Regions from separate parts of the Homo sapiens genome. Here region 1 is linked to region 2. Evidence: chromatin contacts called from ENCODE Hi-C or POLR2A ChIA-PET data. All regions are on one chromosome and are shown on one strand. Each heading gives the region's core, a stretch centred on a gene start or an enhancer-like site at or near the end of the contact. The rest is flanking DNA. Distances are from core to core; before and after follow the strand shown.

The links. Hi-C counts contacts between places; a loop is a spot of excess contacts on that map. ChIA-PET counts read pairs that join two places held with the same protein, here RNA polymerase II (POLR2A). Pooled maps may share reads with other maps.
Region 1: a pooled map shows a loop between it and region 2 (2.0-fold over the local background). The contact joins two enhancer-like sites. A Hi-C loop is called at or near these places in 2 of 37 single-sample maps with no recorded cell type and 1 of 50 pooled maps. POLR2A ChIA-PET finds 5 or more read pairs at or near these places in 1 of 52 experiments (OCI-LY7).

Annotation. Positions count from the first base shown.
Region 1 is chr6:113,557,076-113,562,748 of GRCh38, reverse strand. The region is part of intron 1 of LOC124901379 (a long non-coding RNA gene); the gene reads left to right. Among named protein-coding and RNA genes, the nearest start is that of LINC02541, 90 kb to the left of the region's middle. Within about 2 kb of position 1,653, at least 4 of the 41 ENCODE cell types and tissues checked have a DNase peak (open chromatin) inside an H3K27ac peak, as active enhancers do.
Region 2 is chr6:113,806,483-113,812,217 of GRCh38, reverse strand. No RefSeq gene overlaps it. Among named protein-coding and RNA genes, the nearest start is that of MARCKS, 48 kb to the left of the region's middle. Within about 2 kb of position 2,302, at least 3 of the 41 ENCODE cell types and tissues checked have a DNase peak (open chromatin) inside an H3K27ac peak, as active enhancers do.

The sequences.
Region 1 (5,673 bases), core at 404-2,903, 250 kb after region 2:
ATGGTTCAGAATAATAATTATGCACATTAGTTATTATGCAATACTGTAACATAGTGATTCCCTTAAGAACTACTGAAGGTTAAGAGAGGCAGGCCGGGTCTAGGGTGGTAGAGGGAGGCACCTGGGACGAGCCGTTTATGAAGGCAGCCCAGCATGAGAATCACCTGTAGAGTATTTTATTAGCTGCTTCCTCCTGTGTGCCTCCCTTGCTGCACCCTACTCTGGACCCTGATGAGATTACTATTTATCCTTATGCAAAAATGGCTCTATATTATTCACCCTGAAAGTTTGACAGCTCTCCCTTCTCAGGAAACTTTACTACAATCATTCTCACTTCCCCACCCATTCAAACTCTCCTAATCTTGTGTTTGCCACAACCATGGTGTCCTAATTGCTCTTTCCCCCACCCCATCCCCCAATCTAGGGCAATCCTTATTTTAAATATTCCATCATATGTTTCCATTGCCAACACACCACCACACATGTGAATGAAATACTCATAGATATAGGCATGGATATGTGTATCCAAGCAGACTTAATGCATTCAGAAAAGGGTCATTTGAAAAAATACTAAATAAGTGATTTTTTTTTTTTTTTTGAGACAGAGTCTCACTCTGCGACCCAGGCTGGAGTACAATGGCGCAATCTCAGCTCACTGCGATCTCTGCCTCCTGAGTTCAAGCGATTCTCCTGCCTCAGCCTTCCGAGTAGCTGGGATTACGGGTGGACGCCACCACTCTCGGCTAATTTTTGTATTTTTAGTAGAGACAGGGTTTCACTGTGTTGGCCAGGCTGGTCTTGAACTCCTAATCTCGTAATCTGCCCACCTCAGCCTCCCAAAGTGCTGGGATTACAGGCATGAGCCACCGCGCCCAGCCATGAGTGATATTATGTGCAAACACATTGGGATAAACACATTTCCTATCAGAACATGCGTCCTGATATTTAGATTTGAAAATGTGGTTGTTATAACCATAATCTAGGAAGAACTAAAGATTTAAAGGAGAAAGCAGACAACTACACTAGTAAAATTATATACTACATTTTAAGTAAATCTCTAAGACATCACAATTTTTGTTTGAGCCCTTGAGGGTGGTGGCAGTACTGCCCTGAGAAAACAATAGTGCATGACCTCTGCAACAGATTCTAAACTTACTTCTAGTCTCTGTGTGGCCATTGGGGGCCTAATTTTGGGTAACATAGGTGATTTCCAGACAAGGGTGATATGATGGCTATCCTGTAGCAGAACATCATTAATTTAGAGGGGACGCCAGGTCTCAGATTATTTTTCTGGCTCTACTGCAATTTGCTAAATTACCTTGGGCAAGTCACTTAAGGAATCTCTCAGGAACACAGTTTTCAAGTCTATAATGTTAAAGAGTTGGACTAGACAATTTTGAAGGTGCTTTTCAGTTATAATATTTTATATTCTCATTATTATCAAAATAAGTTGACCAATATAAAACTTGGAAAAAATTTCTATTGTTTCTGAAAGCACCTGAGGCAGTCTACACACATCAGACAAAGAAACCACACATTTTTAAGGGGTTTTTTTTTATAACACCCACTTGATACTCATCATAAGAATAAAATGTTGTGCCTTTGTGACTTGTGATTATAGCTCTGAGTCATTCCAGTGGTATGGCATTTGTTTTTGCTGTGTCTATATGATATCTGTCCAACCTTATGAAAATTGAATTTTAAAAAGTTAACCAACAGTTGGTTGCTTCCAAAACACTAGACAATGAGCCAGCTCAGAGGACAGAATTAAAATGTCTGATTTTACAGAGACCTAGTCTTTGTATAAGGAATAAAGTAATATAGACATCTAGTCTGGTTAAGTATGTTTGCTTGCTTTTACCCTATGTAATTATTCTTTCGGGGGAGTATGCTATGGGTTGAAATGTGTTACCCCCTAATAAAGAAGGATATATTGGCATCCTAAGCCCCAGGACTTTAGAATATGACTTTGTTTGGAGATACAGTCTTCGCAGAGGTAATCAAACTAAAATGAGGTCTTCAGGTGGGTCCTAATCCAATAGGATTGGTGTCCTTACAAAAAGATAAAACTTAGATACAGGCATGCATCTAGAGAGTCTGCCATGTAAAGATGAAAGCATAGATAAGATGATGCTTCTTCAAGCAAATGAATGCCAAAGATTGTCAGCAAACCACCAGAAGCCAGGGAAGTGGCATGAAATAGCTTCTTTCCCTTGGCCTCAGAAAGAGTGAACTCTGCTGATACTTTGATCTTGGACTTCTAGGTCTAGAACTGTGAGACAATAAATTTCTGTTGTTTAAGTCACCCAATTTGTGATACCTTGTTGTGGCAGCTCTAGCAGACTAATAGGGGGTTCTTGTTGTAATAGTGTCTAAATAAGGATCCCTTATTAATTTCAGCGCTGGTTTTGGACACATTCACATGCACATACATTCCAAAATTACACTTTTTTTTTGTATCATAGTAAAACAAAAAAGTGTGCTTTAAAGAGGCCCTAAAGAATTAGTACTTTATACATATGCTTACCCGTGGCCTGGAAACCCAATTGCTTTCTGGATCTAATTTTATTAGTGGAATAGTAACTATTAGTACAATTTTCAGAATCATCTTGCTACTCAAATGTACACATAGAATTAGGAATTTATTCTAGCACATTTATGAACCATCACTAGGCATAGATCTTGTGTGACAAAGAGTGGTCCCTCCCTTCATGAAAAAAGTCCATCGTTCTGCCATTAGCAAGTTTTTGGGCTATACGAGCATTTGTATCTTTCTTCCTCTAGGAAATATGTTATTGAGGGATTATCCTTAAAAATTCTTACTATCTTCCTTATAATCTCATGAAAAAGAAAATTGTATAACCTTCCTGGTTTCCTCTTTCAGCATTCCAGAGTCCCCTAAAGGAAGAGAATTGTTCCTAATATCTAAGTAAGGTTATCCTTTTTAGAATTTATGCTTGAACTTATTTGCATTTAGTAAGAAATAAAGAGCCTAATACAGCAACTGCCGCATATTGTATGCTTTCACTTGGAGGTAATGAATATGGAACCAAGGCTATAACATTTTTAGTCCCTTCTACTTGCTTTGCCAGTTTTAAAGTAAGATTATATGCTTATAGAAATGTTGTTTTCCTTTCTGGCTAACTAGGCTGCATTTTTTCTCTCTCTCTTTGATATGCAGGGAGCAAAAGTAGGGCAATTTAAATATATCTTTTGAGCCAGGGAAGCTAGCAAGAAACAATCATAATTTTAAGGAAAAATTAAGAAATGGTGACAGTGTTTAAGTAGAAGATTACATTGTGTTTGGATTCTGTTAATTACTGCTACCCCCACAAGCAGTTGCAAAGGCCTCCTGGACATTATTTCCAATCTATTTATGGATCTTCAGAGGAGAAGTTATGAGAATGTCTTTTTATTATATTCTCTTTAAACTTTCATTTTCAATAGCTCACAGTTAGTTGTCTGGAATGAGGATGTGTATTAGACTAAATATGCAGGGGTCATAATTTTGTGACCCACTTCCTTCTTCATGCCCAAATACATTTGCAAATAACTCTTTCCAGATTCTGTTTGTCTGTTGTGTTAATTTACAATGACATCTTTTCAACTGTCTTGGTTTCAAAGTGTCCTGTCTCTTTAAAGTAGCAATTTCCTATTTGAAGGGATCCATTACCATGCCTACAAGAATGTGGGTAGATTAGAAAAGCTGTTCCACACTAGTCAGTGACTTGTAGAGGAAGCTTAGAACTGAGATGAGCAGACAGAATAAAGATGGGAGAAAATTAGTGCTGAGAACAGGAGGTAGATTGTAAAGAGAAGCTGGGTGTATCTGTCTTGAAAAATGGGCTTCACTGCTGGGGTTTATTTAGGTAGTTTCTTCTTTCTTCAGATTTCAATGGAAGTTTTTATCTTCTTTATTAGAAAATCATAATTGATAATTCCATTTATTTATATTCTCTTCTAAGTAAGAGAGAAATATTTTGATTTTATTCATTGGTTTCCACATAATAGAATTTTATACCTTCCTCTTTGACACCATATGTCCATTTGAGAAATGCAGGGCTTTGTTAGTCCCCTAAAATGAGCTGCATGTGTGCCAGGGGCAGCATGTGACACTCTCCCATCTGGCATACAAGTTGCCACTTGGCTGCCACCTGTGCTGCCACCCAGGACCCTTGCCATTCCCCCCATCCAGTGCTGTAGACCATAGTCCCTGCAGCCTCTTACTGGTTGCTGTCTCTCCTGCAGTGGCAGATGTTGGGGTGGGAAACACTGAGGGCCAAGCATTTGCTATTGCCAGTCTGGCTAGACTCAAACCCTTCTCCACTGACAAAACATAAGAACCTGGATTATGCTTGCCTCTAAGTGTACAATCACTTCTCTTCTTTTCCCTCTCCTTAGCTCTTTCCAGGATGTTTAACGCCCCTTAATTTGACCCTTTGCTCTAACTTGGGGTGTATCTGATTGCACTCACATGCGCACTGTGCTTCCCATTCCCTTTCTTCACTGAAGAGATCTTTTGTGGGCCTTCCCTTGGGTGAGGAGGACTGAATCATGCTTTCTTTAATCAGCTGAGCTCAGGTCTCTTGCTGAAGTGCTCCTGGACCTTGGACGTGCACATCCCAGACCATTACGTTTTGTGGTCTGCGTATGATTAGGGCACTGCTGGAAGTGCTACAGAGACCATCAGAAGAGATTGGAGGTGCCAATACATTGGACCACTTTGACGATAAAAGAGCAACTCTCGAATCATAAACTCATGTTATTTTTAGAGGTGGAAGTAATCTTGGAATCATTCATTTATTTTACAAATGACAGAACTAAAAGTGTTCTGTAGCTTAGTTACACACTGTTTATACATTGATGCCGTTCCTATTAATTGATATTCTATAAAAACATGTCATGAAATTTATTGTTGTAAGTATTTTGGATTTATATTTATTGTTTATACACATACCCTTTCAATCTGGGAAATCTGAGGAACAAAGCATTTCATTTTAATGAGACCATATGGATGCTAAGATTCCTTCTTGGTCACAAGCTTGGGATATTTTACACACTGAGAAAATGTTTTCCTCTCAGTAGTTGAAAGTCAATGGCAATATCTTTAGGGAAAAAAATTACTCAAGGCCATAACTATTCACTCATTCGACATGTACTTATTGAATATTTATTATTATTATTAATTATTTCCTCCTACCACTTCCCAGTGAATATTTATTGAAAAATGCCAGGCGCTAAACCAGGTACTGGGGATACAATGAGGAACAAAACAAATAAAATTCCAGATGTTAAAATCGAGTGGTTTATATTTTGATTTAATGGACTAGTGAATATGGATGGACTTAAGAACATTAACCTATTTCTATTTGTTTTTACTTTTTTCTTTTCTCTGATGTCGCCATCATTACAAAGTGTTTGTTAGGTACCCAAGTGTTTCAGTTAGAATGCATTTGGCTGTGAGTGAAAGAAAAGTCAATTAAATCTAAAGTGGCTTAAATAATAAAGGGAATTTATTGGCTCAGTAACTTGAAAGTCCAGCTGGTGGGTGGGCTTCCAGCATGGTTTAATTAGGGTTCCAGGTCAATTGCTGTATGGCTTTTTCAGCTCTGTCCAATTCTATGCATGTATCATGTTAGTCCCTGCCAGGCTTCTCTCATGGTTGCAAGATAA
Region 2 (5,735 bases), core at 1,053-3,552:
TACTGTTTTGTTTTTTAGATATATGATATAGAAAGTTTCCTGGAAATCCCTAAAATATCCCCATGGTAGGCAAAATAAGTGGCCCCCAAAAAGAAGTTCATGTCTTAATCCCTGAAACCTGTTACGGTGTTATCTCACATGGCCAAAGGACTTTGCAGATGTGGTTAAACTAAGGATATTGAGAAGGAAAGACTATCCTGGATTATGTGGGTGGGCCTAATTTAATCACAAGGCAAAGCCGTGATTACTTTTGCACCAACCTAATAGAAGAGGTCAGAATGATGTCATATGAGATGGACTTAACCTGTCATTGCCAGCTTTGAAAGTAGGGGAAAGGAGCCATGAGCCAAGGAATGTAGGCCACCTGCAGAAGCTGGAGAAGGCCAGGAAAATGGACTCTGCCCTAGGCCTCCAGAAGGAACACAGCCCTACTGATGCTTGATTATGGCCTTGTGAGACACAGTTTAGATTTCTGATCTCCAGAACTATAAGATAAATTTGTGGGCTTTTTTAAAGCCACTAAATTGTGATAATTTGTTAAAGCAACAGTAGGAAATTAACACTATCCCTCACCTCTGGCCTTTATCATGTTGAGCAAACGTACTTTAGTTTTTGTTTTTATTTCTCTGCATGTTGTTCACATAGTAGCAAACACTTCTGTTCTGCCTTAATAACCAAGAATTATGCCATGTTGAATTATTTGTTTATATTATAGCTAAAGGAATAATTAGAAAATTGATTAATTATGCTTCTGTGTACCGTTATGTTCCCAAGTCTAATTATTTCCTAGGACTATGTTTCATTCTTCGAATTCACAGAATGTTGGATCTGGAAAGAACCATTAATATGATCTAATGGAGTCTAACACTCCCCTTTTGTAAGAGAAGAAATTGTGACCTATTAAGGGTAAACCCATGAGCGTCCCCATATGCATCTAGTTAGTTGCTTATAATACTAGGATAAAATTTGAGGACCTCTGGCTCCCAGGCAGGCATTTGCCCCACAGTACCATGCTGTTTCCACAAAAGTGTGAGAATGTGAAAATATGTAATGAACCTGGTCTCTTAATGCAAAAGGTGAAGAAACGTGAAATTCAAATATGTCTTGTATAATTCAACCCATTCTCACTTGAGAAGCAGTGTAATGCAGTAGTTACAATCTAGGACCCCAAAGCTCGATTGCCTATATGCAAATCCCATGTCTACTACTTCCCAGCAAAATGACTCTAGACAAGTTACTTAACCTTACCATTCCTCTATTTCCTCATCTGTAAAATGGAGATGATAATAATAGTATTGAACTCATAGGGTTATGGGGAGGTTTGAATACATAGTAGGTCAGGTGCCGTGGCTCATGCCTGTAATCCCAGCACTCTGAGAGGCCGAGATGGTGGGTTGCTTGTGGTCAGGAGTTCAAGACCAGTCTGGGCAACATGGCGGAAACCCATCTCTACTAAAAATACAAAAATGAGCTGGGCGTGGTGGCGGGTGCCTGTAGTCCAAGCTACTTGAGGGGCTGAGGTGGAAGGATTGCTTGAGCCCAGGAGGCAGAGATTGCAGTGAGCCGAGATCACGCCACTGCACTCCAGCCTGGGCAGCAGAGCAAGACTCTGTCTTAAAATAAATAAATACATACGTATAGTAATATTAAGTTGGTGCAAAAGTAATTGCGGTTTTTGTTATTACTTTTAATGGCAAAACTGCAGTTACTTTTGCACCAACCTGTTAACTGTAAGGCTCATAGAAAAGGCTTTGGACTAAATTTAGTAATAAATAATTATAAGCAATGATCATTATTAGTGGTAGACTGTATAATAAAGACAAATTATTTCAGTTAAACAAAGTAACACTTTTATTAATATTATTATTAATATTTGTTCCTACTGTACCTATTAGCCACCTCTTATGGTGAAGTCATGAACATTTAATCCTAATACAGGGCCCAAATGTTCTGGTGAACTGCCTGTAGATTGAAAATCATGTACTTTTCTATGCCAGCAGACATTTTGTGGACAGTTAGCACATGACAGTCATGAGTGTTCTTGCTAAAGTCACATTAATACCAAAGAACTGTACAGTGACTCGTTCTATACTGTCATTTCTTTAAGTTGCATTGTTTCAAGAACTAAGTGGCTGATGTACTGTTTCGTTTCTTTCATAATGCTGAGCATGGGTATCTAATAGACTTGCTTAGGCTGGCACATTTTTGCGTAGAAGTGCTAGATTTGTATGCATCTTTGAGAATGGGGCAGTTCAAAGCTAAAGTGAGCTAGGAACAAAACAGGAAGTGAAAAAGTAGAACGGAAAGACATAGGTAGATAGAGGAAGAAAAAAGGGGAAGGAGGAAAGGACCCACAAAAGGATTTTAAAGATAAATGAAAATATTTCAGCCGAGAAGAGAGTTTCAGAGGCAGTTAAGGCAAAGAAGAGACAATGCAGGCAGAGGTGTTTTATATGAAGCGTCTCTGAGGCCTAAACCAAATTTTACCATGCACGAGAATCACCTGGATTGCTAGACAATTTCCTGTATCCCGGCCCCAGGGATACTGATCTAGTTGGTCACAGCAGAGCCCAATCATTTGCATTTCTAACAAGCCAATCAGTGGTGCCAATGCTGCTGGTCTGAGGACATTTTGAGAATCTTTGGGCTAAACTATATTTACACAAAGTAAATATAATTGTTCTCAGTTTTTTTATGGAGCTCTATTTTACAAACAGTAAATTGCACAGATCTTAATGTTTTTGGTTTCCTAACAAGCAATTCCCCACTAAGGTTATGTAAAGATCTATCTGTTTCCATATACTGTCTCTGTCAAGAATACCAAGATACTTTTTTGAATAAAGTCCTAATGGCCTGATATTATTTTCCACCAGAATAATATAATGAACCCCAGTAGGTTTTCTATCTTTTTGAGGAAAAACATGTATTTCTGTAACCTAGAATTGAAATGCCAAAAACTACAAAGCACCTACATTACTTTGACTGCACATGCAATGTTTCTGGTCTCATGTAAGCTATAAATAGCCCATTTGTTATTCCTTATTATCCCACTTGAGAGGAGGAAATATGTTATGTTATATTGAATTCTCCCCCCTTCCTTGAATTAGCAACTTAGCAGATTTATGTAAAAGGTAATCTCAGACACTGGGCAAGAAAGCTATTGAGATTGAAACCCTTCAACAGTGCTTCTCTAACTTCACTGTGTAACTGAATCACGTGAGATCTTATTACAATGCAGATTCTGATTCAATGGGTCAGGTGTGGGGTCCAACAAGCTCCCAGGTGATATTGATGCTGCCAGTCCATGAATTACCTTTTCAGCAGTAAAGTCCTGTCTAGTGTATATAGACGGTTCTCAGACTTCTGCATCAAAATCGTTGTTAGAACCTAGATTGTGGACCCCTAACCCAGTGTATCTGATTTAGGGGGAGTGGGGCCTGAGAATTTGCATTTCTAAGTTCCAAGATGATGCTGGGATAGTGTGGGGAATATATTTTGATGACTACTGATCTATGGACCAATCTTTGTTTTGCTGATGCTAATTGACTTGCCAGCAATTTACATGGCTAATAGATAACATCTCCCCTCAAACTTTTCTGCCAAAGTCACCAGTGGCCTCTTCATTGGCAAATCCAGTGGAGTCCTCTTCACATCACTTGGCTTCTGACTGTTGTTACTTCCTTCTTGATCCCCTCTTCTCTCTTGGTTACTGCAATAGAATTTGCTCTGTTTGCTTCTCACTTTCTAACTCAAACTCTATTCTTTCTCAGATTCCTTTGTCAATTTCTCTTTCTTGCCATTCCTCTGCTCCGCCTCATGATTGTGCCTTAGTTTAGCCTTAGTTCTGCTCCTTTGACCACATCAGTACTCTTCTAATGAATCTCCCTGCCTTGATCTTGAGTCCCCAAGGCACCCAGCCCACCTCTACCACAGCAAACTTTCTGAAACACAAGTGTGACATGTTGCCACCCTGCTTAAAAACCTTAAGTTTTAAGGGTTTCCCATTTGCCATAGGACTCATTCCAAACTCTTCAGCTTGACTAATGTGGCTGTCAATAATCTGGCCCTTCCTTATCTACCCTTTAGCACTGCCTTTCACCAGGCCTACTGTAGAATCTTACCAGATATACTTAAAAGCATCCAATATTTGTAGAGGTTATGTGATTGCATACCTCCATACCTCTGTTTATGATACTTTCTCTTCCAAGAATTCCCTCCCTCCCATTCTTAACCCTCTTGGCCAGCAAACACTTCTTCAGCTTTTCTGTGTCTCTCTTCTTTGAACCCTTTTGTGACCATCCCAGGAAGCAGTGGTCACTTCCTTCTCATGCCTATACATAATAATGACATTGTAATACTTCATTGTACTTACATGTCTGATTCTCCCTATCAGTTTATAAAGCTCTTGAGAATAGATTTATTTTTCAACTCTGTATCTCTCGTGCATTGTCCAATGCCTGACACATTCATTGCCTGTTTGTTTACTGAACAAATGAATGAATAATAGAAATTGTGGAATTAGAAACTGAAAACAAAAACAAAAACAAACACCTTAGTTTACTGTATTAGTTTCCTGAGGCTGCTGTAACAAATTACCACAAATTTAGTACTTTAAAACAACAGAAATTGATTCTTTCATAGTCCTGGAGACCAGAAGTCTGAAATCAAGTTGCTGACAGGGCACGTTACTCTCTCTGGAGGCTGTAGGAGATATTTTTTTCTTTTCTTCTTCCAGACGCTGGTGGTTCCAGTTGTTCTTGGCCTGTGACTTCCTCCCTCTAATCTCTGCTTCCATATTTCCATGGGCTTCTCTTCTGTCTCTCATAAGGACACTTGTCATTGCACTTAGGGCCCACCTGGATAGTCCAAGATTACCTCATCTAAGTTCTTAACTTGATTTCATTTGCAAAGACCTCTTCTCCTAATAAGGCCATGTTCCCAGGCTCTGGTGGTCAGGACATGGACATACCTTGTTGGGAGTCACCATACAATCCACTACAGAGATTGTTAAAAAAAGACTAAAGGGGTTGTCCATCAGTAGAAATAAGGGACAGAAACTCTTTCTCCCTGTAGATCCCATGTAATAGCAATGAGTAGAAGGTGGCTGGGTGTGGTGGCTCATGCCTGAAATCCCAGCACTTTGGGAGACTGAGGCAGGTGGATCACCTAAAGTCAGGAATTTGTGACCAGCCTGGCCAACATGGTGAAACCCTGTTTCTACTAAAAATACAAAAATTAGCCTGGCATGGTGGCATGCACTGTAGTTCTAGCTACTCAGGAGGCTAAGACAAGAGAATCGCTTGGACCCAGGGGACAGAGGTTGCAGTGAGCCGAGATCGCGCCATTGCACTCCAGCCAGGGCAACAAAAGCAAAACTCTGTCTCAACAAACAAACAAACAAACAACAAATGAGTAGAAACTGATAGACAAGGACTCTGTTAGTCCAGTTCTCTTCAAATCAATGATTCCCCCAATCATAAACTCTTTTTCTTTAAAACCAAAAAACCAAAAAACGGTGTTTGTGTGTGTGTTGGAAGGCCAAGGGTCAAGCACTGAGAATATTCTCCTTTTTGCCTAAATCATACCAAATCATCCTCCTCAAGCTTAAAAGAAACAATGATCTCATCAGTTGGTCTTTGAAAAATATAATCCTTTCTTAATTGGTTGTTTTGTAACTTTACATTGGTTCTAGCAGGGAGGAACCTATCCGTTTCACTTCTTGGTACAGTATCTTT